2 separate regions of the Homo sapiens genome follow, and region 1 is linked to region 2. Evidence: chromatin loops called from intact Hi-C (ENCODE). Cell type or tissue: heart right ventricle. All regions are shown on one strand. Links, peaks and the distances in the headings refer to the core of each region. The heading gives the core; the rest is flanking DNA. Region 1 has its middle 9.5 kb from the start of SPPL2A. Region 2 has its middle 32 kb from the start of AP4E1.

Region 1 (12,671 bases), core at 1,891-9,890, 100 kb before region 2:
GTCTCGCTGTGTTACCAGCTGGTCTTGAACTCCTGCACTCAGGTGATCTGCCTACCTCCCAAAGTGCTGGAACTTGTGAAAGGAAAATAAATCTTGGGACCCCAAAATCACTAAGCCAAAGGGAAAAGTCAAGTAGAGAACTGCTTAGTGGAAACTTGCCTCACATTCTATTCCTTAAAAGCGGATGGATCTGGGTTGTGTGGTGAATCAGGATTGTTAAAGCTCCCCAGATGATTCTAATATGCAGCTAAGGTTGAGAAATGTTGGCTTAGACTGTGATTCTTAAAGTGTGGCTCCTGGATCAGCATATCAGAAATACCTGGGAACTATAAAAAATGCAAATTCTTGGCCGGGTGCGGTGGCTCACGCCTGTAATCCCAGCACTTTGGGAGGCCGAGGCGGGTGGATCACGAGATCAGCAGATCGAGACCATCCTGGCTAACATGGTGAAACCCCGTCTGTACTAAAAAAAAAAAAAAAAAAAAAAAAGAAAGAAATGCAAATTCTTGGACCTCACCCCACAAACTCTGGGAGTAGCGTCCATCAATCTATTCTATTAATAACAAGTTCCCTGTGTGATTCTGATGTATGCTGAAGTTTGAGAACCATTGGCTTAAAGCAATGTCCCTCAACGCTGGCTGCATATTAGAGTGATCTGAGAAATTAAAATGAAACATAAATCCCATGCTCCAACACGAATTAAACTGAAAGGAAAAATAGATGAATTCATAATTACAGTTAAAGATTTCAAGTAAAATCTTTTAATAATTGAAAGAACAAGTAGGCAGAAAATCAGCAGGGATACAGAAGACTTGATCAACACCATTGACCAACTTGACCTAATTGGCATTTATAGAACTCTCCACCCAACAACTACATAATTTTAAGGGTACACAGGACCTTTACCAAATAAACTATTTGGCCATAAAACACATCTTGATAAGTTTAAGAGGTTTTTTTTTCTGTTTTCTTTTTTTTTTTCGAGACGGAGTCTCGCTCTGTCACCCAGGCTGGAGTGCAGTGGCACAATCTTGGCTCACTGCAAGCTGCGCCTTCCGGGTTCACACCACTCTCCTGCCTCAGCCTTCCGAGTAGCTGGGACTACAGGCGCCTGCCACCACGCCCGGCTAATTTTTTGTATTTTTAGTAGAGATGGGGTTTCACCGTGTTAGCCAAGATGGTCTCAATCTCCTGAACTTGTGATCCGCCCGCCTCAACCTCCCAAAGTGCTGGGATTACAGGCGTGAGCCACCGCGCCTGGCCAAGTTTAAGAGGTTTTAAATCATACAAAGTATGTTCTTTGACCACAAGAGAATTGGAAATCAATAACAAAAAGATGTCTGGAAAATCCCTAGATAATTGGAAATAAGACATATGCGCTGAGTGCAGTGGCTCATGCCTGTATTCCTAGCACTTCGGGAGGCTGAGGTGGGTGGTGAAAGTGGGACCAAGTGACGCATCTACTGAAGAGTTTTGAATAAACTCTTGAGAGGAATGGGAGAACTGCTTGCCCAAACACAAATGTCTGTGCCATCAGACTGCAGATGCATTGTGACTGTAATCTCTTGAGAAAACTCCTAAGAGGACCCCTGTACTGTCTAGAAGACTATTTAGTTTCACTGATATTCATAATAAAGTCTATAATCATGTACTCTGGACCAACATCAGAGCATCACCTGAAAGCTTGTTAGAAATGCGTAATCATGCCAGGAATAGGTACAGTTCTGCTGGATCGGCTGGGCGCCATGGCTAACACCTATAATCCCAGCACTTTGGGAGGCAGAGACGGGCAGATCACCTGAGGGCAGGAGTTCAAGACAAGCCTGGCCAACATGGTGTAAACCCCATCTCTACTAAAAATACAAAAAATTAGCCGAGTGTGATGGCGGGCGCCTGTAAAACCAGCTACTCGAGAGGCTGAAGCAGGAGAATTGCTTGAATCTGGGAGGTAGAGGTTGCAGTGAGCTGAGATCTTGCCATTGCACTCCAACATGGGCGACAAAAAACAAACAAACAAACCCCTGCTGGATCAGAATCAGAATCTGCATTTTTTTTTTTTTTTTTTGAGACGGAGTTTCGCTCTTGTTGCCCAAGCTGGAGTGCAATGGCGCGATCTCGGGTCACTGCAACCTCCACCTCCCGGATTCAAGTGATTCTCCTGCTTCAGCCTCCCAAGTAGCAGCGATTACAAGTACAAGCCACCACGCCCGGCTAATCTTTTGTGTTTTTAGTAGAAACGGCGTTTCACCATGTTAAACAGGCTGGTCTCAAACTCTTGACCTCAGGTGATCGGTCCACCTTGGCCTCCCAAAGTGCTGGGATTACAGGCGTAAGCCACCACGCCTGGCCTTTTCTTTTTTTTTTTTTTTGAGACAGGGTCTCACTTTGTCACCCAGGCTGGAGTGTAGTGGCGCAATCTCGGCTCGCTGCAACCTCTGTCTCCCAGGTTCTAGCGATTCTCCTGCCCCAGCCTCCTGAGTAGCTGGAATTACAGGGGCACACCACCATGCCCAGCTAATTGTTGTATTTTTAGTAGTGTAACATTTCACCATGTTACCCAGGTTGGTCTTGAACTCCTGACCTCAGCTGATCCACCTGCCTTGAACTCCTGGGCTCAAGTAGTCCTCCTTTCTGGGCCTCCCAAAGTGCTGGGACTATAGGTGTGAGCCACCAGGCCTGGCTACAAATTCAATTTTTAAGATTATGACTGGGTCCGATGGCTCATGCCTGTAATCCCAACACTTTGGGAGGCCCAGATGGGAGGACTGCTTGAGCCCAGGATTTTAAGATCAGCCTGGGCAACATAGCAAGACCTTGTCTCTATTTAAAAATATATGAAAATCAGGCCAGTCCCGGTGGCTCACGCCTGTAATCCCAGCACTTTGGGAGGCCGAGGCGGGTGGATCACGAGGTCAGGAGATCGAGACCATCCTGGCCAACATGGTGAAACCCCATCTCTACTAAAAATACAAAAATTAGCTAGGCATGGTGGTGTGCGCCCATAATCCCAGCTACTCAGGAGGCTGAGGCAAGAGAATCGCTTGAACCCCGGAGGCAGGGGTTGCAGTGACCTGAGATCACACCACTGTGCTCCAGCCTGGGCAACAGAGAGAAACTCCATCTCAAAAAAAAAAAAAAAAAAAATGAGTGTGGCCGGGTGTGGTGGCTCACGCCAGTAATCCCAGCACTTTGGGAGGCCAAGGTGGGCAGATCACGAGGTCAGGGGTTCAAGGCCAGCCTGGCCAACATGGTGAAACCCTGTGTCCACTAAAAATACAAAAATTAGCTGGGCATGGTGGCACGCGCCTGTAATCCCAGCTACTCGGGAGGCTGAGGCAGAGAATTCTTGAACCTGGGAGGCAGAGTTTGCAGTGAGCCAAGATCGTGCCAGTGTACTCCAGACTGGGCGACAGAGGAAGACTCTGTCTCAAAACAAAAACAAAAACAAACCGAAAATTAGACGGGCATGGTAACATGCACCTGTAGTCTCAGCTACTCAGGAGGCTGAGGTGGGAGGATTTCTGGAGCCCAATAGCTTGAGGCTGCAGTAAGCCACTGTACTCCAACCTGGGCAACAGAGTGAGACCCTGTCTAAAGAAAGAAAAGAAAATACCATTTACTGGCCAGGTGTGGTGGCTCACGCCTGTAATTCCAGCACTTTGGGAGGCCAAAGTGGGCAGATCATGAGGTCAGGAGTTCAAGACCAGCCTGGCCAACATGGTGAAACCCCATCTCTACTAAAAATACAAAAATTACTGGGTGTGGTGGCGGGTGCCTATAATCCCAGCTACTCAGGAGGCTGAGGCAGGAGAATCGTCTGAACCCGGGAAGCAGAGGTTGCAGTGAGCCAAGATCATGCCATTGCACTGCAGCCTAGGTGACAGGTCAAGACTCCATCTCAAAAAAAAAAAAAAAAAAAAAAAAAAATATATATATATATATATATGTTGGGTTTCATCAAAATAAAAACTGCTCTCTGAAAGATACTGTTAAGAGAATGAAAGCATAGCCTAGACTGGGAGAAAATATTTGCAAAACCTACATTCAACAACAACAAAAATGAATCCAGAATATATAAAGAGCTCTTATAACTAAATAAGAAGACAAAAAATTTTTAAAATGAAGCAAATAGTTGGATAATTCACCAAAGACGATGCACATATGACAAATAAGCACATGAAAAGATGCTCAACATCATTAGTCAGTAGAGAGATGTAAATTTAAAACATCATGTACCTAATAGAACTACTGGTATAGAGAAATCAACTTTTTTTTTGAGATGGCATCTCACTTTGTCGCCCAGGCTGGAGTGCAGTGGCGCAATCTCAGCTTGCTGCAACCTCTGCCTCGCGGGTTCAAGCAGAGAAATCAACTCTTTATTACTGGTAAACTCAAAGAATTTCTAGGAGTTTCCAGCCAACAAGGATATGAACCAAATCTTATTGCTTCATTATTTTCCTTTCTAAAAGTGGGAAAAGATATCTCATGAGTTATTTTTAAGCTTTACTTTATTTTTACCTGACAAATAATAATTATATATATTTACGAGGTACAATGTGATTTCAATACATGTATACATTGTGGAATGATCAAATCAGGCTAATTAACATATTCATCATCTCAAATACTTTTCATTTCTTTGTGGTGAGAACATCTGAAATCCACTCTGTTAGCTATTTTGAATACTGTATACAATACATTGTTATTAACTATAGTCACTATGCTGTGCAATAGATCCCTAGAACCTATTCCTCCTGTCTAACTGAAACTTCGCACCATTTAACCAATGTCTCCCCTTTCCCTGTCCACCCCCCCGCACCTGTAGGCCTCTGGTAACCACCATTCTACTCTCTACTTCTATGAATTCAACTTTTTTAGATTCCACATATAAGTGAAATCATGAGGTATTTGTCTTTTTGTGCCTGGCTTCTTTACCACATTTTAAAATCCATGTATCCATTGATGGGCAATTTGGTTGTTTCCATATCTTGGCTGTTACGAATAATGCTGCAGTGAACATGGCCATGCAGATATCTCTGACATACTGGTTTCATTTCCTTTGGATATATACCCAGAAGTGGGATTGCTGGTTCCCACCATTTTCATTTACTGGTTGTGTTGTTGGGTTTGGGTTTGTGTGTCAATACCTATCTCTGAACATAACTTCTAGGAGACAATATGTTTATTACCCTTTGCCGGGCACGGTGGCTCACCCCTGTAATCCCAGCACTTTGGGAGGCTGAGGTGGGCGGATCACCTGAAGTCAGGAGTTGAAGACCAGTGTGGCCAACACGATGAAACCCTGTCTCCACTAAAAATACAAAAAATTAGCTGGGCGTGGTGGTGGGTGCCTGTAATCCCAGCTACTTGGGAGGCTGAGGCAAGAGACTCACTTGAACCCGGGAGGCGGAGGTTGCAGTGAGCCGAGATTGCGCCATTGCACTCCACCTGGGCAACAGAAGCTAAACTCTGTCTCAAAATAAATAAATAAATAAATATATGTTTATTACCCTTTTAATGGGAATAATCAATGTTACCACCTCAGTCTCAGTAATTATCTTGTTCACAGATGAAAAAGCTGCTCCAAGTTTCCTGGTGGTGTTTTTCCGAATATCTGACTTTAGCTAAATGCTTGCCTCCTTGATACCTGCTTATGAGACATTTCTTCTTGAGCAAAGCATGTGACTTGAATGCTTCCTGGTTCACAGGAGGTGACTAGGAGCAGAGAGGCAAGCTGTCAGCTGTGGTTTCATCACTGTATCTTCTGTTTACGTGTTCACATGTATTTATTACTGCTCTTGACAGAACTACTGCTCCTTTGAAATTGTGTCAATCAGTGAAACATAGTATATACTTCCTACAAGACAGGTGAATTGAAATGTTGACTTGAATGGCAGGGAGTTCAGAAGAGATGTATTCAGTAGATGGAAAGTTCAGGAGAAAGGATTTCACACAGCTCACAGTTGGAGGACTCAAGGTGATAGACCAAAACTCAGGCTTTGGTCATCTTCCCTTAGGAAATCTTTTTTTGTTTTGTTTTGTTTTTTTTGAGACCGAGTTTTGCTCTTGTTGCCCAAGCTGGAGTGCAATGACGCGATCTCGGCTCACTGTAGCCTCCACCTCTGGGATTCAAGCGATTCTCCTGCCTCAGCCTCTTCTGTAGCTGGGATTACAGGCACGTGCCACAACGCCCGGCCAATTTGTTGTATTTTTAGTAGAAATGGGATTTCACCGTGTTAGCCAGGCTGAGTCTCAAACTCCTGACCTCAGGTGATCCACCCGCCTCGGCTTCCCAAAGTCCTGGGATTACAGGCGTGAGCCACCGCACCCAGCCAGGAAATCTTTATAAGCTCTCAGCAAGAGAACTTGAATGCAAAGCCATGCAAGGTTTTATAATGTCTTATAAGTTACTATTTTTTTCTAATTAGCTTCATTTAAAGCAGTTTTATGACACAAATTATTAGTCTCATGTTGCAGATAAGGAAATTTATGCATATGAAATCTCCCAGCAAGAAATGGTGCCAGAAATTAAATCCAGTTGTGGGTGCTCTATAAATGTTTATTAAATTAAGAAATTTTGCTAATAATTAAGAAGCCAGTGTTGTGGTTTTGAATATTTTCGAGTGTGACTAAATTACCTCTGAAATGTCTTATAAAACATAAAAAAGACTCGTCTTTTGAAGAATAACTGGATCTAATTTCAAACAAAATCAACTCTTTAGGTTTCGATTTGCCTAAAAAGTCCAAGGGTTTCAGCTGGGCGCATTGGCTCACAACTGTAATCCCAGCACTTTGGGAGGCCGAGGAGGGTGCATCACGAAGTCAGGAGTTCGAGACCAGCCTGACCAACATGGTGAAACCCCGTCTCTACTAAAAATACAAAAATTAGCTGGGCGTGGTGGCGCATGCCTGTAATCCCAGCTACTCAGGAGGCTTAGGCAGAAGAATCCCTTAAACCCAGGAGGTGGAGACCGCAGTGAGCTGAGATCGCGCCACTGCACTCCAGTCTGGGTGGCAGAGCGAGATTCCATCTCAAAAAAAAGTCCAAGGTTTTCTTCACTGATAAAAGCTTGAATTATTTTTCCCTCCAGGACATATTTCTACACTAAAAATGAATAAAAATAGCCTGGTACATAAGATAACTTTAGAGATTTTATTTATATACATATATATTCTTTTGTATGAATGGTTTTTAAATACAAATTTTAAAGAAATAACTAATAGGCCAGGCTTAATGGCTCACGCCTGTAATCCCAGCACTTTGGGAGGCCGAGGTGGGCAGATCACTTGAGGTCAGGAGTTCGCGACCAGCTTGGCCAACATGGCAAAACCCCATCTCTCCTAAAAATACAAAAATTGGCCGGGCGCGGTGGTGTGGGCCTGTGGGCCCAGCTACTCAGGAGGCTGAGGCAGGAGAATCGTTTGAACCCAGGAGGTGGAGGTTACAGTGAGCTGAGATCATGCCACTGCACTACAGCCTGAGTGACAGAGTGAGAATCCCTCTTAAAAAAAAAAAAAAAAAGAGATAACAAATTGTAAGCTAGAGTTACATTGTTCTTGGTGTTGAGGTATACCAAAGGCTGCTATTGTCTGTATAAATCAGTGTTGCTGCAAGGAACAGTAGTTGACTTTAGATATTGCTGGAAAAAGCAAAACCCAATCCATATCCAAAGTTTTCTGGCATAGTGGATTGATTCACATATTAATCAAATCCTCCTCTGACTCCAGGTAAATTAATTTATATGATTTTCTTGGTTGGGCACTACAGTATTAACTATTGACATATTGAGACTACTCTGGGCTTTTTAAACCAAAGTTGTTTATTACTATTATTATTATTTGAAACAGAGTCTCGCTCTGTCACCAGGCTGGAGTGCAGTGACACCATCTTAGCTCACTGCAACCTCTGCCTCCTTGGCTCAAGCAATCTTCCTGCCTCACCCTCCCCAGTAGCTGAGACTATAGGTGCACACCACCACGCCCAGCTAATTTTTGTATTTCTTTGTAGAGACGGGGTTTCACCATGTTCGAGGCTGGTCTCAAACTCCAGGTTTCAAGCAATCTGCTCACCTTGGCCTCTCCAAGTGTTGGGATTACAGGTGTGAGCCACTGTGCCCAGCCTGAAGTTGTTTATTTATAGGAGCCTCCAGATTAATAAACTATCACCCAAAGCAAGTAAATGCAGTCAGATCTTTTTGATGCACAAGGATAATTTTAGACTTCTAAGATGCCATTTGTTACACAGCAGTATACTTTCCACATGACTTTTCTGGCTCTATTTTACTATGATTCTATGAAATATGCCTGCTCAGCAGAAAACAGATTCAGGATTTTTGACTAATAGTGCAATTCCACTAATAGCCACTGCTATTATGTGCAGAAGGAATAAGAAATATTGTGTGCAGGAGGAATGAGGAATAAACCAATTCTGCCTCCCCATGACACCAGCCAGGCACGGTGGCTCATGCCTGTAATCCCAGTACTTTGGGAGGCTGAGGGAGGCGGATCACCTGAGGTTGGGAGTTCGAGACCAGCCTGGCCAACATGGTGAAACCCGTCTCTACTAAAAATACAGAAATCAGCTGGGTGCAGTGGCGCGCACCTGTAGTCCCAGCTACTCAGGAGGCTAAGGCAGGGGAATTGCTTGAACCCGGGAGGTGGAGGTTGCAGTGAGATGAGATCTTGCCACTGCACTCCAGCCTGGGCAACAGAGCAAGACTCCATCTCAAAAATGAAAAAATAAATAAATATAAATTAGCATCTTAAATCAGTATTTGTCAGTTGTGTGTGTGTGTGTGTGTGTGTGTGTGTTATTTTGTTTTGTTTGTTTGTTTTTTTAATGTGGAGTCTCACTGTTGTCGCCCAGGCTGGAGTGCAGTTGTGTGATCTTGGCTCATTGCAACCTCCACCTCCTGGGTTCAAGTGATTCTCCTGCCTCAGCCTCCCAAGTAGTTGGGATTACAAGCACCTGCCACCACGCCTGGATAATTTTTGTATTTTAGTAGAGACGGGGTTTCGCCATGTTAGCCAGGCTGGTCTCGAACTCCTGACCTCAGGTGATTCACCAACCTTGGCCTCCCAGAGTGCTGGGATTACAGGCGTGAGCCACGGAGCCTGGACTTTAAGTCAGTATTTAAATATTAATACCAAGTATCCAATTTGGCAGGAATGTTACATTCATAACAATGTGTAGCCTGACCCCCATGAGTTTTTTGCTGAAAATACAAACTATATAATTATATTTTCTCTTTAAGAAGTCTTGACATTATTAGACACCTCCCCTGGTTTTTCTTGTTTTTCATTAACTTATACTTGGCATTCTGTGTCAGGTGTACATGCCAGAGATCACGATGATAGGGCCATGTGATATTGCTGGCCTAGTCTAGGCATTAGTGTGCAACCCCATCAGCAAGTACAGCCGGTCATTTGCAGTCACCTGGATCAGCTGAGATGGGAACATCAGTTTAAATGAAAGTGTATTTAGAGAGGTGACCCGCTGTCACGAGATAAAGACCGAAGGCCATGAGTTTAAAATTCAGTAACAAAAGGGTGGAGCTCTGGAAACTGGGAGGAGTGAGAGAAGTATTTTACAACTTATGAACATAAATGGGCACTATATATCCTTTTAAAAAAAATATAATTAATTTTCTTGAGGCATGGTCTGACTCTGTTGCCCAAACTGGAATGCAGTAGCGCAATCCCAGCTCATTGCAATGTCCATCTCCCAGGCTCCAGTAATCCTCCCACCTCAGTCTCCCAAAGTGCTAGGATTACAAGAGTGAGCCACCATGCCTGGTCAAAAGAGCACTCAGTATATATTCTTTTTTTTTTTTTTTTTTTTTTTTTGAGACAGAGTCTTGCTCTGTTGCCCAGGCTAGAGTGCAGTGGTGCAATCTCGGCTCACAGCAATCTCTGCCTCCCAGGTTCAAGCGATTTTCCTGCCTCAGCCTCCTGAGTAGCTGGGATTACAGGTATGGGCCACCACGTTTAATTTGGTATTTTTAGTAGAGAAAAGGTTTTACCATGTTGGCCAGGCTGGTCTTGAACTCCTGACCGCAAGTCATACGCCCACCTCGGCCTCCGAAAGTGCTAGGATTACAGGTGTGAGCCACTGTGTCTGGCCCTATATATTCTTTAAATTTACCTTTTTTCTTGAAGTATAATATAAAGACAGGAAAGTGTACATATTGCAAGTGTAGACTTTGATGAGCTTTCACAAACTCAACACATCTGTGTGACCAGCATCCTTTCAAGAAACTGAGCATTTCTATCTACTCAGAAGTCCCTCTACTGTTCTCTTCTAGCTGGCTTTTGCTCCCAAGAATAACTGTTTTCTGACTTCAATCACACATATTAGTTTTGTCTCTTCTCAGATTTTGTTCAGCTCTATGTTCAGTAACTTTTTGTTGGTAGCTTGAAACTGGCCGTAGTGGAAGTATTTACGCCACAGAAATCGGCAAATCAGGGTGTTGCCCCCATCCCTGAGCTAGATGTTAAACATTTATGAGCACACCACCGAGTACAGAAGTAAATAAAACTAACAAAAATCCTTGCCTTCATAGAGCTCACATTCTAGATGGGGAGAAAGACAAAATAAGTAACTGAATTATGTTAGAAGTATATTAGAAAAGGCTGGGCATGGTAGCTCACACCTGTAATCCCAACACTTTGGGAAGTCGAGGTAGGAGGATTGCTTGAGCCCAGGAGTTTGTGACCAGCCTGGGCAACATAGGAAGACTCCATCTCTACAGAAAATAAAAAAAACTAGCTGGGCATGGTGACACATGCCTGTAGTCCCAGCTACTCAGGAGGATGAAATGGGAAGATCGCTTGAGCCCGGGAGGTTGAGGCTGCCTTGGGCCATGGTTGTGCCACTGCACTCCAGTCTGTCTCAAAAACAAGAAAAGAAAGAAAAAGTATATTAGGAGAGGAAAAACACTAAAGAGAAAAGTTAAGTTGAGTAACTTCTTTTTTAAAAAGAAGTAAGGAGTCTGGGTGGTGGTAAGCATTACAATTCTAAATAGGGTGGTCAGGAAAGGCCTCACTGAGAACATAATATTTGAACATTAATTGAAAGGAAGGGGAGGAACAAGCCGTGAGTATAGGTAAGAGAAGAGTAGTTTAGGCAGAGAAAACAGCAAATGCAGAGACCCTGAGGCAAGAATGATGCAAGGGGGCCACTAGAACTGGGGCTACATGAGTAAGGGTAGATAGCGCAGGAGCTGAAATCCTAGAGGTAATGAGTGAAGGTAGTGAGGGGTGGAAGACCAGATTATGAAAGGCCTAGAAGGCCATTGTGAAGACTTGAGATTTTTTTTTTTTGAGACGGAGTCTCACTTTGTCACCCAGGCTGGAATGCAATGGCATAGTCTCGGCTCACCGCAACCTCCACTTCCTGGTTCAAGCAATTATCCCACCTCAGCCTCCTGAGTAGCTGGAACTACAGGCACGGGCCACCACACCCAGCTAATTTTTGTATTTTTAGTAGAGACAGGGTTTCACTATGTTGGCCAGGCTGGTCTCGAACTCCTGACCTTGTGATCCGCCTGCCTTAGCCTCCCAAAGTGCTGGGATTACAAACGTGAGCCACTGCACCTGGCCGAATTGAGATAATTTAATAGGGGAAAGTATAGTTTTTTATACAGCTAAAATATTAAGTTATCAAATGTTGTCAGATTCCTTGCTGAATTCAAAGGTGACTTTTGGATTGCTTTCTTTTCTTTCCCTTTTTTTTTTTTTTTTTTTTTTTTTTTTTGGAGACGGTGTTTCATTCTTGTTTCTCAGACCGGAGTGCAATGGTGCAATCTCGGCTCACTGCAACCTCCACCTCCCGGATTCAAGCGATTCTTCTGCCTCAGCCTGCCAAATAGCTGGGATTACAGGTGTCCGCCACCACACCCAGCTAATTTTGTATTTTTTTGGAGAGACAGGGTTTTACCATATTGGTCAGGCTGGTCTTGAACTCCTGACCTCAGGTGATCCGCCTTCCTTGGCCTCCCAAAGTGCTGGGATTACAGGCGTGAGCCACTGCGCCTGGCCTGGATTGCTTCCTTTAGGCTGGATTAGCCTCTAGACTTGTGTTGTTCAATAAGGTAGCCAGTACTCACATGTGGGTATTTGAATTTAAACTTATCAAAACAAAATGAGAATTCAGTTCCTCTGTTGTACTAGTCACATTTCAAGTATTCAATAGCCACACTTGGCTAATAGCTACCATGTCAGGCAGCACAGATACTGAACATGTCCATCACTGCAGAATGTCCTATTGGACGTGGCTACTCTAGAGAGCAAACCTTGCTGGGGTGGACTATAGTGGTTTTTAGCCTTTTTACAGATGTTGCATTTGCCCTAGCAGATCTTTTGGCAAGAACACCTTGGTACAGGAATCCTGGAGCCATTTGATTTCTGCTCAGATTGTAAGTTTCTATTTCAGGACCTTATATCTAAAAGTAGCTTTATATAAAACCTGTAATCTTCTCCAGAGACATCCTCTAGTATTCATTTATATATTCATAAAAAGAGAGTGATCACTGGCTATTACCTTGCTTGTATAACCTGTTGTGAAAAGCAAGGATGGCATTGATGCAAATTACTGGTCAAAGATGGCCCAAATTATAGCCTAGAGACTTTAATTTATTCATTTATTTATTTTGTGGCTGTTTTTAATGCAT
Region 2 (12,671 bases), core at 3,164-11,163:
TCGATTATGTCTGTTATGGAAGTGATGGTGTATCCTGCCTGGTAATATCCCTTAAATAACAACCATCTGTGAACCAAATTAATTCAGCATTCTCAATGGGAGTTTTCCTATAAATCTTCCTTAGAGGAGAGTAAGATATTAGTTAGTAGAGTGCAGTCATGTTCCTCTTCCTTTTGTTGTCCACCTGGAAGGGAGACCAGGGTAGCAGGGTTAAGAGTGTTACAGCACTTCAAAGTGATGTTGAAGGCAGAAAGCAGGAGTACCTCATAAGAGGCAAGGTGGCTAACAGAATATTGTTAAGTGTAGTGACAGCTTAGAAGAGATTTCATGAGTGGGGGACATAGATGGTCAGAGGGGACCCTATGACAAATTCTTCAATGTTTTTGCATAATGTGGCTGCAGCTGATATAGCCCTCATGCAAGGAGGGTGCCCCCTTGCAACTCAATCTAACTGTTGCCTAAAATAACCAATTGGTCTGTGATTGTCACCATGTTTTTGAGTTAATACTCCTAGAGCATTCCCATTTATTTCATGTACAAAGAGGGAAAAAGGAAGACTGTAATTGGGGTGGCCTATAGCAAGTGCTTGGGTGAGAGCCTGTTTTAGATCTTCTATGTGTTGTTTTTTCCCTCTCTTCCCAGTGGATTGGGTCTGGCTGGGTCTGTTTTAGTTTTTTATATAGGGGTTGAGCAATTAAGCAGTAGTACGGAATCCAGCTCCTGTAATAGACTGTTAACTGTGAGAAGCCTCTTAATTGTTTTTTAGTTTTGGGCAGGGGAAATGTCATAACAGCAGAGATTCTCTTAGGGTTTATTAAAAGCCCCCTTGGGGAAATCATATGTCCCAAATATTTAACTTGGGGGAGGCAAAATTGTAATTTATCTTTTGGCACTTTGTGTCCCTTAAAAGCAAGCTGTTTAAGGACTGTATCTTCTCTGCATTTTGGTAGGGAGGACGAACAATAAATCATCCACATACTGAGTTAGAGTACATTCATTTGGAAACTCAATGTCATCGAAATCTGCCTTTAGTATTTGAGAAAAATAAGTAGGACTTTCAGAGTAGCCCTGGGGTAAGACTGTCTATGTGTATTGGTGATTGTCCCAAGTGGAAGGGAAAAGATACTGGCTATTTTGCTCTACAGGTATGCTGAAAAATGCACTACATTAATCAATAACAGAGAGGTGGCTGCAGTGATAGGAATATTGGACAGTAAGGTGTGGGAGTTAGGAACAACAGGGTGTCTAGGAACTATTATTTTATTTATAGCTCTTAGGTCTTGAACAAATCTCCAGCCTTTCTCATTTGGCTTTTTAACTGGGAGGACTGGTGTACTACAGGGGCTGGTGCAGGGTACTATGAGTTCTTTGTCTAAATAGTCCTGAATGATTGGTTTGATTCCTAGGAAGGCTTCAGGTCTAAGGAGATACTGCCTCACATTTGGCAGAGGTTTGGATTTATTTATGGTTATCTCTATAGGGACTGCTGACTTAATTCTCCCAATATTTGTGGAAGAGCTTGCCCATAAGGAGTCTGGTACTTTAGATAAGAAAGGCTCTAATTCTTCCTGTCCAGAATCTTGATTGACTTTCCCAAGCACAATACTACATGTGGGTTTTTGTAAGTCTCCCAAGTTGAGAATAATTTCTCCCTTTTGTGAAAATGAGATATGAGCATTATGGGTCTCTAGGAAATCCCGTTCCAGCAGGTGTGTGTGTGACACTATCTACTATAAGAAAAATGTGATCCCTCACTAGTTCTCCTAGTTGAAATTGAAGGGGATTTGATTTAAAGGCTGTAATAGGAGAGTTTGAAACCCCTACCATGTGTACTTTTTCTTTACTCCAAGGGAGAGGGTTTTTAATCAAGGTAGGGTTGAAGACTGACAGTGTAGTGCTGATGTCGACAAGGGCTTTGATATTTTCCCCATTTATGGATATTTCTACTTCTCCTAAAGCATTAGTTAGAAGTAGGGGGAAAACCCTCTCTATTCCCTCAGAGCATCCTTATTCTGATTTTTGAGTTGTTCTGGTGCCTTCCTTTGGGGTCCTTTGCCCATGTTGAGCAAGCACCCATTTAAGTTTTTTACATTATTTTAAAAAATGTCCTTTCTTTTTGCAATAGTGGCAAATTGCTTCCTCTTGGGGTTGCTTAGATCTCTGGAGACCATGGGACCCTTGCAAACTCCCAACTTGGTTACTAAGTTGTTTTAGTTGTAAACTTATAATTTTAGAGACTATTTCCTTTTCTTTCTTAATGATTGCTTGTGACAACTGGTCAGCTAGGGTGACTAGGTGGCTAGTGGGAAAGGAAGCCCAAGTCACATTATTCTTCTTTATTAGGGTTGCTAACTCTTTATCTAAACCTTGAATAAACTCAGAATTGAGTAAGTTGTCACTTTTACCGTGCTCAAAGTTTTCAGGAGGTATTCCTGAAAACTCTTTGAATGTCTTTTCAAACCTGATATAAAAGTCAGGCATGATCTCGTTTGGGTGTATTTTACATTGTTGCACCTTTGCTCAATCTATCAATCTATAACCTTGGGGAATATCTGTGGTACAGTGTCACAGAGGTGATTGCAGAGCTCTCTGCATTTCTCTCTTCCAGTTGCATCTATTTTGTCAAAATCTTCTAAAGGCTGTTTCCAATCTGCTACTCTAAACCATTCTTCAGCTTTGTTTTTGGAGACCAGTAACTGAATCAGCTGATATAGGTCAGAGAACCCTGGGTCATAAATCTTAAGACTTAACTGGAATTCCTAAGCAAACCCAAAGGGATCTTCAATCGGATTGAGGAATCCAGATACCAGGGACTTAACTATGATTTGGTCCAGGGGGCATATATTATGTTAGAATCCCCTCTGCTTATGGGTTTTACTCTAAAAGGAGCAACTACTATATTATTTTCTGCAGCTATTTCTGGTCCCCCTGTGGTTTGAGGCAAGGGAGGAGGGAAAGGAGGAGGAAAAATGAAATTGTCTGGATAAGGAAGTTCAGAGAGTAGAGGGTCAGGAGGAGCAGAAGGGGAGTCAGTTTCTGGAGCCTTCCTGATTTCAGAAGTGACTTTTACTGGTTTTTTTAAATTCTGAAACAGTTTCAAAAATTTTTAAATTAACTTCCTGGAGGAAGGCAAGCTTATCTTTCCCTCTTTTTGATGATTCTAGATGCCAGCTAAAGTACGATTGCCATTCATTTTCTTTGATTTGGGAGCCTAATTTGTCTAATCTAGCATGCAGGAAAGCCAATTTAGGAATATCAAAGTTCCCTATTTTGGAAACCTTAAACCTAGGTCATCTTTAGTAAGATCTTTCCATTTACATAAATAATTGCAAGTAAAGGCACCACAATTATTAAACATAAACTCAGTTGGAGTGCCCACAGGGGGCCACTCTCCTTGCCTTTCCTCTTTTTTGGAGGATTTATTTCCTATCTTTTTTGTTTTTTTTTTTTTTTAGGGAACTGACCTGCGGACTAAGGTTTTTGTGTGGTGGATCGATATGTGCTGCCTGTCAGTAGCACTCCACAGTGTGTCACCACTGAGTTATTTCTACACTCTTACATGTCTCAATTTCTCTCTTCAGAGGTCTATCACCTCTGAGAGGGCTCAAGACGCTGGGTGATCAGCCCTTATGTGCATTTCCTGGATGAGCCTTTTTAAATTAATATTTGTTGGAGAGTTTCCTATAGGGCCGCTGCACATTACAGGGGATCAACCCCCCCCGCCCCCCGCCCTCCGCAGACACTCCCACGAGGCCCCCGGTCACCCAGAGGTGCCTTTCAGCTGGGAGGAGCAAAATGCCCTTTCACTTCAGAGCTGAGGAACTCAGTCTCTCACTTACTTATGAAAAACAACAGTTCAGTTCCTCACGCAAAGTGTGCACAGACAAGCCAATTGAGATTAATTTTGAGAGAAAAGGCAATGGAGAAAGATCCTTTTGAATGCACTTCTGAAACTAAAATTAAGATTTTAACCAACTTCCTAGGAGAAAAGACAGAGAGGAAAAAATCAGCTTAGAATAAATCAAGGACCATCAACCAAAACAGGAGGTTGGGGCTCAGGAGAACTTCCCAGTTCCACCGAAGGAGAAGCTCGAATTCGGTGAGGCTTCAATGGGCTCCTGCTGGTACCTTAGCTCCAGTTTTGGGCAACTCCTTCAGGGTCCTGAGTCTTCTCCGAGGCCCAATGTTGGGCACCAGATTATTGTCGGTGAAAAGAGTCAAACCCTGTAAAATATTTGAAGAGATTTATTCTGAGCCATATATAAGTTACCATGGCCTATAACACAGCCCTTAGGAGGTCCTGAGAACATATGACCCAGGTGGTCGGGGTACAGCTCGGTTTTATATATTTTAGGGAGGCATGAGACATCAATCAAATACATTTAAGAAATACATTGGTTTGGTTCCGAAAGGTGGGACACCTCAAAGCGGGGGTTTCCAGGCTATAAGTAAATTTAAACATTTTCTGGTTGACAATTGGTTGAGTTCACCTGAAGACCTGGGGTTAATGCAAAGGAATGTTCAAGTTAAGAAAAAGGATCATAGAGGCTGTGGCGTGGTGGCTTGCGCCTGTAATCCCAGCACTTTGGGAGGCTGAGGTGGGCGGATCACCTGAGGTCGGGAGTTTGCAACCAGCCTGACCAACATGGAGAAACCCCATCTCTACTAAAAATACAAAATTAGCCAGGTGTGGTGGCACATGCCTGTAATCCCAGCTACTCGGGAGGCTGAGGCAGGAGAATCGCTTGAACCCAGGAGGTGGAGGTTGCGGTCAGCTGAGATCGTGCCATTGCACTCCAGCCTGGGCAACAAGAGTGAAACTCTGTCTCAAAAAAAAAAAAAAAAAAGAAAAGAAAAAGGATCATAGAGACCAGGTTTTATTATGCAGAGTGCAGAGGAATCTCTCAGATAGCAGAGTTCAGAGAGAAAGCAGGTTGTAAAATGTTTCTTATCAGACCTAAAAGGGTGCCTGGCTCTTAGTTGATTATCTCCAGGATCTGGAAAGAAAAGGAAAACAAAAGGGAAATGTGGATTTTTCCCACAAGACACTTTGCAGGGCAATTTCAAGGTATGGCAAGGAAATATATTTTGGGGTTAAATATTTTTTCCTTGTCTCATAGTGTTATGCCAGAGTTAGAATGAAAAGTGTGTCACGATATATAGGGTCAAATAAAACCCATTTGATGAGAATTTATGGTTTGTAGTGCATGACTTCCTAGACTCCTTAGGTAGGAATTTGGGCAAAATAAAAAAATCAGAGCTCAGTCTTCAGTTTGATCAATAGTTCTTTTTATAATAAAATTGTAAAGATTATTTCTAAATGCTAGTTTTTATTTTTATAAAGAAACGTATGCTACTATGTACTTTGAAAAAAACACCTGGACTGGGTGCGGTGGCTCAATCCTGTAATCCCAGCACTTTGGAAGGCCGAGGCAGGTGGATCACAAGGTCAAGAGATCAAGACCATCCTGGTCAACATGGTAAAACCCTGTCTCTACTAAAAATACAAAAATTAGCTGGGCGTGGTGGTGTGTGCCTGTAGTCCCAGCTACTCGGGAGGCTGAGGCAGGAGAATCACTTGAACCTGGGTGGCAGAGGTTGCAGTGAGCCAAGATCGCATCACTGCACTCCAGCCTGGGCGACACCGTCTCAAAAAAATAAAAAATAAAAATAAAAAAGAAAAAAACATCTGGAGTCATATACACATAATGTTACAGCAATTATCAAGGAAAGAATACCTATTTGTATGGATTTTTATCTGATCTGATACAGAAGTTTCCAAATGTTCTTGAAACTTGTGAGGGTGTTTTCTTTCATAAAACCGTAAACTTGGTCTCCTTTAAAAATTCCACCTGGAGAGCTACTGATTAACTTGTAAACTTACTGTCCCTTGATACATTTTAAGTGTGTTTCAGTAATGGGATCATAAAAAATTTGCCCTTAGGCCGGGCGCGGTGGTTCACGCCTGTAATCCTAGCACTTTGGGAGGCTGAGGCGGGTGGATCACCTCACGTCAGGAGTTCGAGGCCAACCTGACTAACATGGTGAAAGCACTTCTCTACTAAAAATACAAAAATTAGCCCGGCATGGTGGTACACGCCTGTAATCCCAGCTACTCGGGAGGCTGAGACATGAGAATAGCTCGAAGCTGGGAAGCAGAGGTTGATCGCGCCATTGCACTCCAACCTGGGCGACAGAGCAAGACTTCGTCTCAAAACAAAACAAAACAAAACAAAACAAAACAAAAAAAAAAAGAAGGAAATTTGCCCTTGTGCCCCTTCTTATGAATTCTGATGGATGAGGGAGAACGAAGAGAGGAAAGAGTAAGATAAAAAAAAAAGCCACAAGATGGAGGATAAAAATATTACGGTTATTCTTTTAACTTATCCAGGAACAGAATGAGTAGCATTTTCAGTGTAATGCCCTCACGGTGTATTTCAGAATACTCAGCACCTCCTAACCATTTTACATCTAGAAAGCTCCCAAAAAAAGGCTAATTTGGTTTACTGCCACTTTGGGACGATTCTGGTTCTGGGTGGATTCTGGTTCTGGGACGGAGTTGTTTTCCTTGTCTGTCCCCTCTGGATGCAGTTACGTAGCCATCTAGTGACTGAGTTGGGAATTGCAGCTTCCTTTCGGATTGGGGAAATCTGCCAATTCACCCTGCCTCATCGCAGATGTGGAATGAAAGAAATTCGGTTGGCAAACCTCCTACTAACGGAGAATACCTTAGTGAACCACTTTGCAAGTCCGTCTCCTACATCCTTGTGCAGGCATCTCTTGTGCAGAGCCTTACATTCTTAGATTACCTCACAGGGATACCAAGAGCATAAGATGAAGTTACATAAACCAGAACACAAAAATGTATTTTTAAAAATTACTGTTGTTTTTGTTAGAAAACCCTTTGGAATAGGTCGTTAAAGAGCCTTGTTAAGTGCAAGTCTGTCACAAAATCAGAGATGTTAAAGAAGGCAAGAGGTAAAATGAAAGGAAATTCATGGGGTTGTTATACTTTCATTCATTTATTAACGATATCATTCACTGAGTTTCTACTTGGAGTAGGGTGCTGGGGAAACAAAGATGGATAACACATAAGGGGCACTCTGTCTAGAGGGGAGCCAGACTTGGAAGCAATTTTTAAAAAGTATATCAGAGCAGTGGTGACTGTGCAAAGCACCTGCTTATGCTAGACCTGGGGACACTGAATCCCATTTAGGCAACATGCTTTAAAAAGTACACAGAATCGGATGGGCGCAGTGGCTCACGCCTGTCATCCCAGCACTTTGAGAGGCTGAGGTGGGTGGATTACTCGAGGTCAGGAGTTTGAGACCAGCCTGGCCAACATGGTGAAACCCTATATGTACAAAAAATACAAAAATTAGCCAGGCATGGTGGCGCATGCCTTTAGTCCCAGCTACTTGGGAGGCTGAGGCAGAGGCAGGAGAATCGCTTGAACCTGGGAGGCAGAGGTTGCAGTGAGCCAAGGTCGCACCACTGCACTCCAGCCTGGGCAACAGAGTGAGACTCTGTCTCAAAAAAAAAAAAAAATACACAGAATCAAACAAAATGTGGTATATCCATATCATGGAATATTATTCAGTCTTACAAAGGGAGGAAATTCTCACATGTGCTACAACATAGAGGAAACTTGAGGACATTATGCTAAGTGAAAAATAAGCCAGCTGCAAAAGAGAAAATACTGTATGATTACATTCATATGAGGCACCTAGAATAGTCAAATTCATAGAGACAGAAAGTAAAATGTGGTTTCCAGGGGCTCAGTGGAGAGGCAAATGGAGAGTTATTGCTTAAAGTATAGAGTTTTGATTTGGGAAGATGAAAAAATTCTGGAGATGGATGGTGGTGATGGTAATAGAGCAATGTGAATATACTCAATACTACTGAACTGTACACTTGAAAATAGTTAAGATGGTAAACTTTATGTTATGTCTATTTTACCAGTTTTTAAAAAAGTACACAGAAAGCAATGAGAATGAATCAAGTATAGCTACACACAATATGACATGGATAACTCTTACAATGTTGAGCAAAAGAAGCCAGATACAAAATGGTGCATACTGTGTGATTCTATTGATATAATTCACATGTTAGAAGTCAGGATGGTGGTTACTTCTGGGGGAGGCAGAGATAAAAAAGTAGCATAAACTTCTAGGGTTCTGGTAATATTTCTGTTTCTTGACCAAGTAGTGTTCACGTGTAAAAGTTAATTGCACAGTATATTTATAATTCGTGCAGTTTTCTGTATGTATCTTAAGCTTCAGGTTTTTTTCTTTTCTTTTTTTTTTAAATGGGACAGAGACAAAGTGAAGGGGAATCACCAGGACAGTTAAGGGACTTTAAACATTTGTAGGAAGAAAAGTCGAACAATTTCAGGGTGGTCGAAGTAGTTTGTAGTCTTCAAATATCTGAAGGAGTGGCATGTGGAAGAGGAAGCAAACTTTGCTCACCATACCCAGAGGGGTGATGAGCCAGAGTTAGAGGAAGACAGAATTTAGCTCATTAAAAATGATGCTTCAATTATAGGGTAAGAATTGGATCTCTTAGGAAAATCACACAGCTTCAACTTTGGGACTAAAGGTAATTGGGTATGAATCCTGGCTCTGCCACTTACTTGGATGAATTATGTCACTCAATCGAGTTTCACTTTCTACATCTGTAAAATGCGACTGGTACTAACCACTTGCTGGGTTACTTTCAGGACTAGTGATAATGTATAGCACATACTTTGCCTAGGCCCTGGCCCATAGGAAGTGCTGAAGAAGTAGTAGAAGTTATTTTCAGAAGAAAATGACATAGAAGATGGATTACACCTCAGTGAGGTGTTATGTATTAAAGCATTGGTTCCTTTCAACCCCAAGAATCTATGTAACTTGCCCAAGGTCACACAGCTAATAAAGCCTTCGGTTCCTGATTGGTCCACTCCACTGGGCTGCCTTAGGTGAGAGGATTTCTAGCATCAAGCCGTTGCCCATCAGGGCTAATCAGATAATCATGTCTGTAACAGACCATGAGGGTTAGGATCTTATTCCTTTAAATTCTGACTGTACTCTACAATAGTTCAAAGGGGGAAATCTGGGATGCTGGTTCAAGTGGTAGCCGTGAACAGACAGGTTACGGCTTCAAAGCACCAGGTATTGGGGGTGTGTGTGTGTGTGTGTGTGTGTGTGTGTGTGTGTGGTGTGGTGAGAGAAATTGTTTTAAAAAAAATTTTTTTTTAATGGATTAAGGAAAAAATGTGAAGATAAGTTTAGCCAACTTCACCATTTTTCAGGGTCCAGCTCTTACTGACTGAATAAATAAATCATGAGGCAGAAACAAGAGATACTGCTTTGAAAACCAGTTTCTTCGGCCGGTCATGGTGGCTCATGCCTATAATCCCAGCACTTTGGGAGGCTGAGGCGGGTGGATTGCCTGAGGTCAGGAGTTCGAAACCAGCCTGGCCAGCATGGTGAAACCCTGTCTCTACTAAAAATACAAAAATTAGCCAGGCATGGTGGCAGGTGCCTGTAATCCCAGCTAATCGGGAAGCTGAGGCAGGAGAATCACTTGAACCTGGGAGGCGGAATTGCAGTGAGCTGAGATTGTGCCATTGCACTCCAGCCTGGGCAACAGAGCGAGACTTCATCTCAAAAAAAAAAAAAAAAAAAAAAAAAGAACAGTTTATTCATTTGTAGGCAAAAGCAATGGACTCAATCCACAAAGGTGAGAAAAACCTGAGTTAACACTTTGGCCTAAATTTTCCCAAAGCCTCTTTCTTAGCCTGACTCCAGGCTGCTTAACCCTTATATTTCCAAAGGAAATGACTTGCTGGGGCGGGGCGTCTCAATTTCTACTCTAGGCTTTCTTCCCAACCTCTGTTAAATATTTCTGCCTTGGATTTATTTATGCCCTGGACACAAGAGGAGTCTCTATGACAAGAGACTTGAGGAAACAAACACCTAAAACAGTGTCTCTTTGTCTTGGGCATTATACACTTAAGTCACACTGACCCTTTAAACTTCTACAGCTGCTCAAATGTTATGTCTTGGCCCATATAACTTTTATACTGGATGAAAAATAAATGATATGAATTTAGCTCACTATAGCTTTGGTCTTCGCCAAAGGAAAGAAATACCAGCAGCTTCTTTTTGCAAGTAGCAATTTATTTTAGTGCTTTCCTCTTCAGACTAAAGCCCTTGGTAGAAACCAAAATTACAGCCAAAGCCCACACAGAAACCTCAGATTTTAGTCATATGTCTTGCAAGGATGTTACATCATTTCTTAGTTTACCAAATGGAGACATTTCCTGAAACACAGAGACTCACTGTGAGCTTTGGCCTAAAAGATTTTGGGACTGTGTAGCCCACAATGATCTTAAACTAAATCTTATTTAGGTATCTCATTGACAGACATTTTTTCTTTCACCTTGATCAGTGTGCCTGTCCTTTACGCAGGTGTAATACAAAGCAGTTACTTGTCTTATTTCTGAGATCTCAACATCAGAGTCCTACAGGAAATGATGGCGTATTTAAAATGAATAATTTTTAGAATTCAAAGAAAGAGCCTAAAAAAATAAAGAAAAAAGAAAAAGAAAATGAGTAATTTGAGGAGAGTATAATAAAAAGGACTATTTACAAAGGTAAAAGAGTTCTGGGGAAGCAGCAAGGAATTGGGCAGTATTCTAGGGTTAGTTACTGCGAGCAAATGAGAGGGAGTAATCCCTTCCAACAGCAAGCAGTTTTCAAGCTTTAGTATGCATCAGAATTACCTGGAGGACTTATTACAACACAGATTACTCAGCCTCACCCTGGAGTTTCTGCTTCAGTAGGTCTGGGGTAGGACTAAAATATTTGCATTTTGCATAAATTCCCTGATGATGGCAATGCTACTGGTCTGGAGAGAAAACTGTGTGGAGAAGGCAATTTGGGGCCAGAGGTGTAGCTCACGCCTGTAGTTCCAGCACTGTGGGAGGCTGAGGCAGGAGGATTGTTTGAGTTTAGGAGTTCAAGACCATCCTGGGCAACATAGCAAGACCTTGTCTCTACTTAAGGAAGTTGGGCATGGTGGTACATGCCTGTAGTCCCAGCTACTCGGGAGGCTGAGAGTGGGAGGATTGCTTGAACTCACAAGGTCAAGGCTGCAGTGAGCTACGATTGTGCCACTGCACTACAGCCTGGGTGATTGCCAAAAAAAAAAAAAAAAAAAGGCAGTTTGGCAATTTGACACAAGCTGTGCCCTCCACAGAGAGATGCAGCCAACATGGGAGATCCAGCAGGGACGTACCAAGAGAATCTAATCATCAAAATCTACCCCTATCCAATTCCTTCTGTTGCTCCTTTTTAAACTCAACCAGCAGCCGAAAGGCAAGGGAACCCAGTGATGCAATTCAGACAATTCAGCCTTTAGGATATGGATCAGAGTAGAAAGTAGAGTTGGGTGAGCAAATGGGAAATATCCAGCACTTCTATCACAAAATATCAAGTACCTTCTCCTCACTACTTTTTTCATGCTATTTTATATTTTTATTTTGCTTTCCAGTATATACATGAACATTCATATACATGATATAAATGTAATTTCACAGTAACCCTATAGGGTAGGCAGGAAGATATTTATGCTTACTTAGAAATAAGAAAACTGAGGCTCAAAATGGTAAAGGCTACACATCTGAAAACAGCTTGGATTTTATCACAGGTTTTCTGGGTCCCAATGTGGGGGGCTCTTGCCACCACTTCACACTGCAGACATGAGGGAATCTGGTAGTGATGCTGGTTCCCCCACTCGAGGCTTCTAGGAATCTCTTTCTCCTTCACTGCCCCACCTGCATTCCCCTTGAGCTGCATTCTCTTCTGGAAAAGGTGACTCTCTTCTTTGACTGAGGAGCTCAACCCTTGCTCAAGGGCATACAATGAATTTAGTCTTCTACTAGAGTCATTTATTTGCATTTTTCACTGATTTTCAACCTTTTCAGTGGCAGGGCTACTTAGTCTTGATTTGGGGGCCTTGGAGAGACAAATAAATAACAGCTGTTACCCATCTGAATTCCTTTTGAGAAACAGACACAAAAATCAGACAGACGGAAATAAAAGCATCAGCTTTAATGAGGGTGAGGACAGAGTAGACAAGCTGCCGGTCAGGTCTCACAATCAGACTTCCTAATACAGTCATGCACTGCATAAGGACTCTTTTTTTTTTTTTTTTTTTTTTTTTGAGACGGAGTTTCACTCTTGTTGCCCAGGCTGGAGTGCAATGGCACGATCTCGGCTCACCGCAACCTCCACCTCCCAGGTTCAAGCGATTCTCCTGCCTCAGCATCCCTAGTAGCTGGGATTATAGGCATGTGCCACCACGCCCGGATAATTTTGTATTTTTAGTACAGATGGGGTTTCTCCATGTTGGTCAGGCTGGTCTCAAACTCTTGACCTCAGGTGATCTGCCAGCCTTGGCCTCCCAAAGTGCTGGGATTACAGGCATGAGCCACTGCCCCCGGCCAAGGACTCTTTAATTAATGATGAACACATATATGACAGTGGTCCCTTAAGATTATAATACTGTATTTTTACTGTACCTTTCCTATGTTTAGATATGTTTATATACACAGACACTATTGTGTTACAATTCCCTAGAGTATTCAGTACAGTAACATGTTGTATAGGTTTGTAGCCTAAGAG

The links. Hi-C counts contacts between places; a loop is a spot of excess contacts. Peaks named below come from ENCODE experiments on the same cell type or tissue, not always from the same donor. Only the 100,000 strongest peaks of a DNase experiment are listed, where the experiment ranks them.
Region 1: it touches region 2 in a loop (2.3-fold over the local background); 59 of 110 quality-filtered maps call a loop at or near these places.

The regions. Positions count from the first base shown.
Region 1 is chr15:50,768,904-50,781,574 of GRCh38, forward strand. No RefSeq gene overlaps it. Among named protein-coding and RNA genes, the nearest start is that of SPPL2A, 9.5 kb to the left of the region's middle. In heart right ventricle, for the core only: no CTCF peak of the experiment used is centred there; no DNase peak of the experiment used is centred there.
Region 2 is chr15:50,870,503-50,883,173 of GRCh38, forward strand. No RefSeq gene overlaps it. Among named protein-coding and RNA genes, the nearest start is that of AP4E1, 32 kb to the right of the region's middle. RefSeq lists an enhancer at 8,534-8,703 and a silencer at 11,667-11,836. In heart right ventricle, for the core only: CTCF peaks have their summits at 6,607 and 6,830; a DNase peak (open chromatin) is centred at 6,619; H3K4me3 peaks cover 1,461 bases; H3K27ac peaks cover 1,234 bases.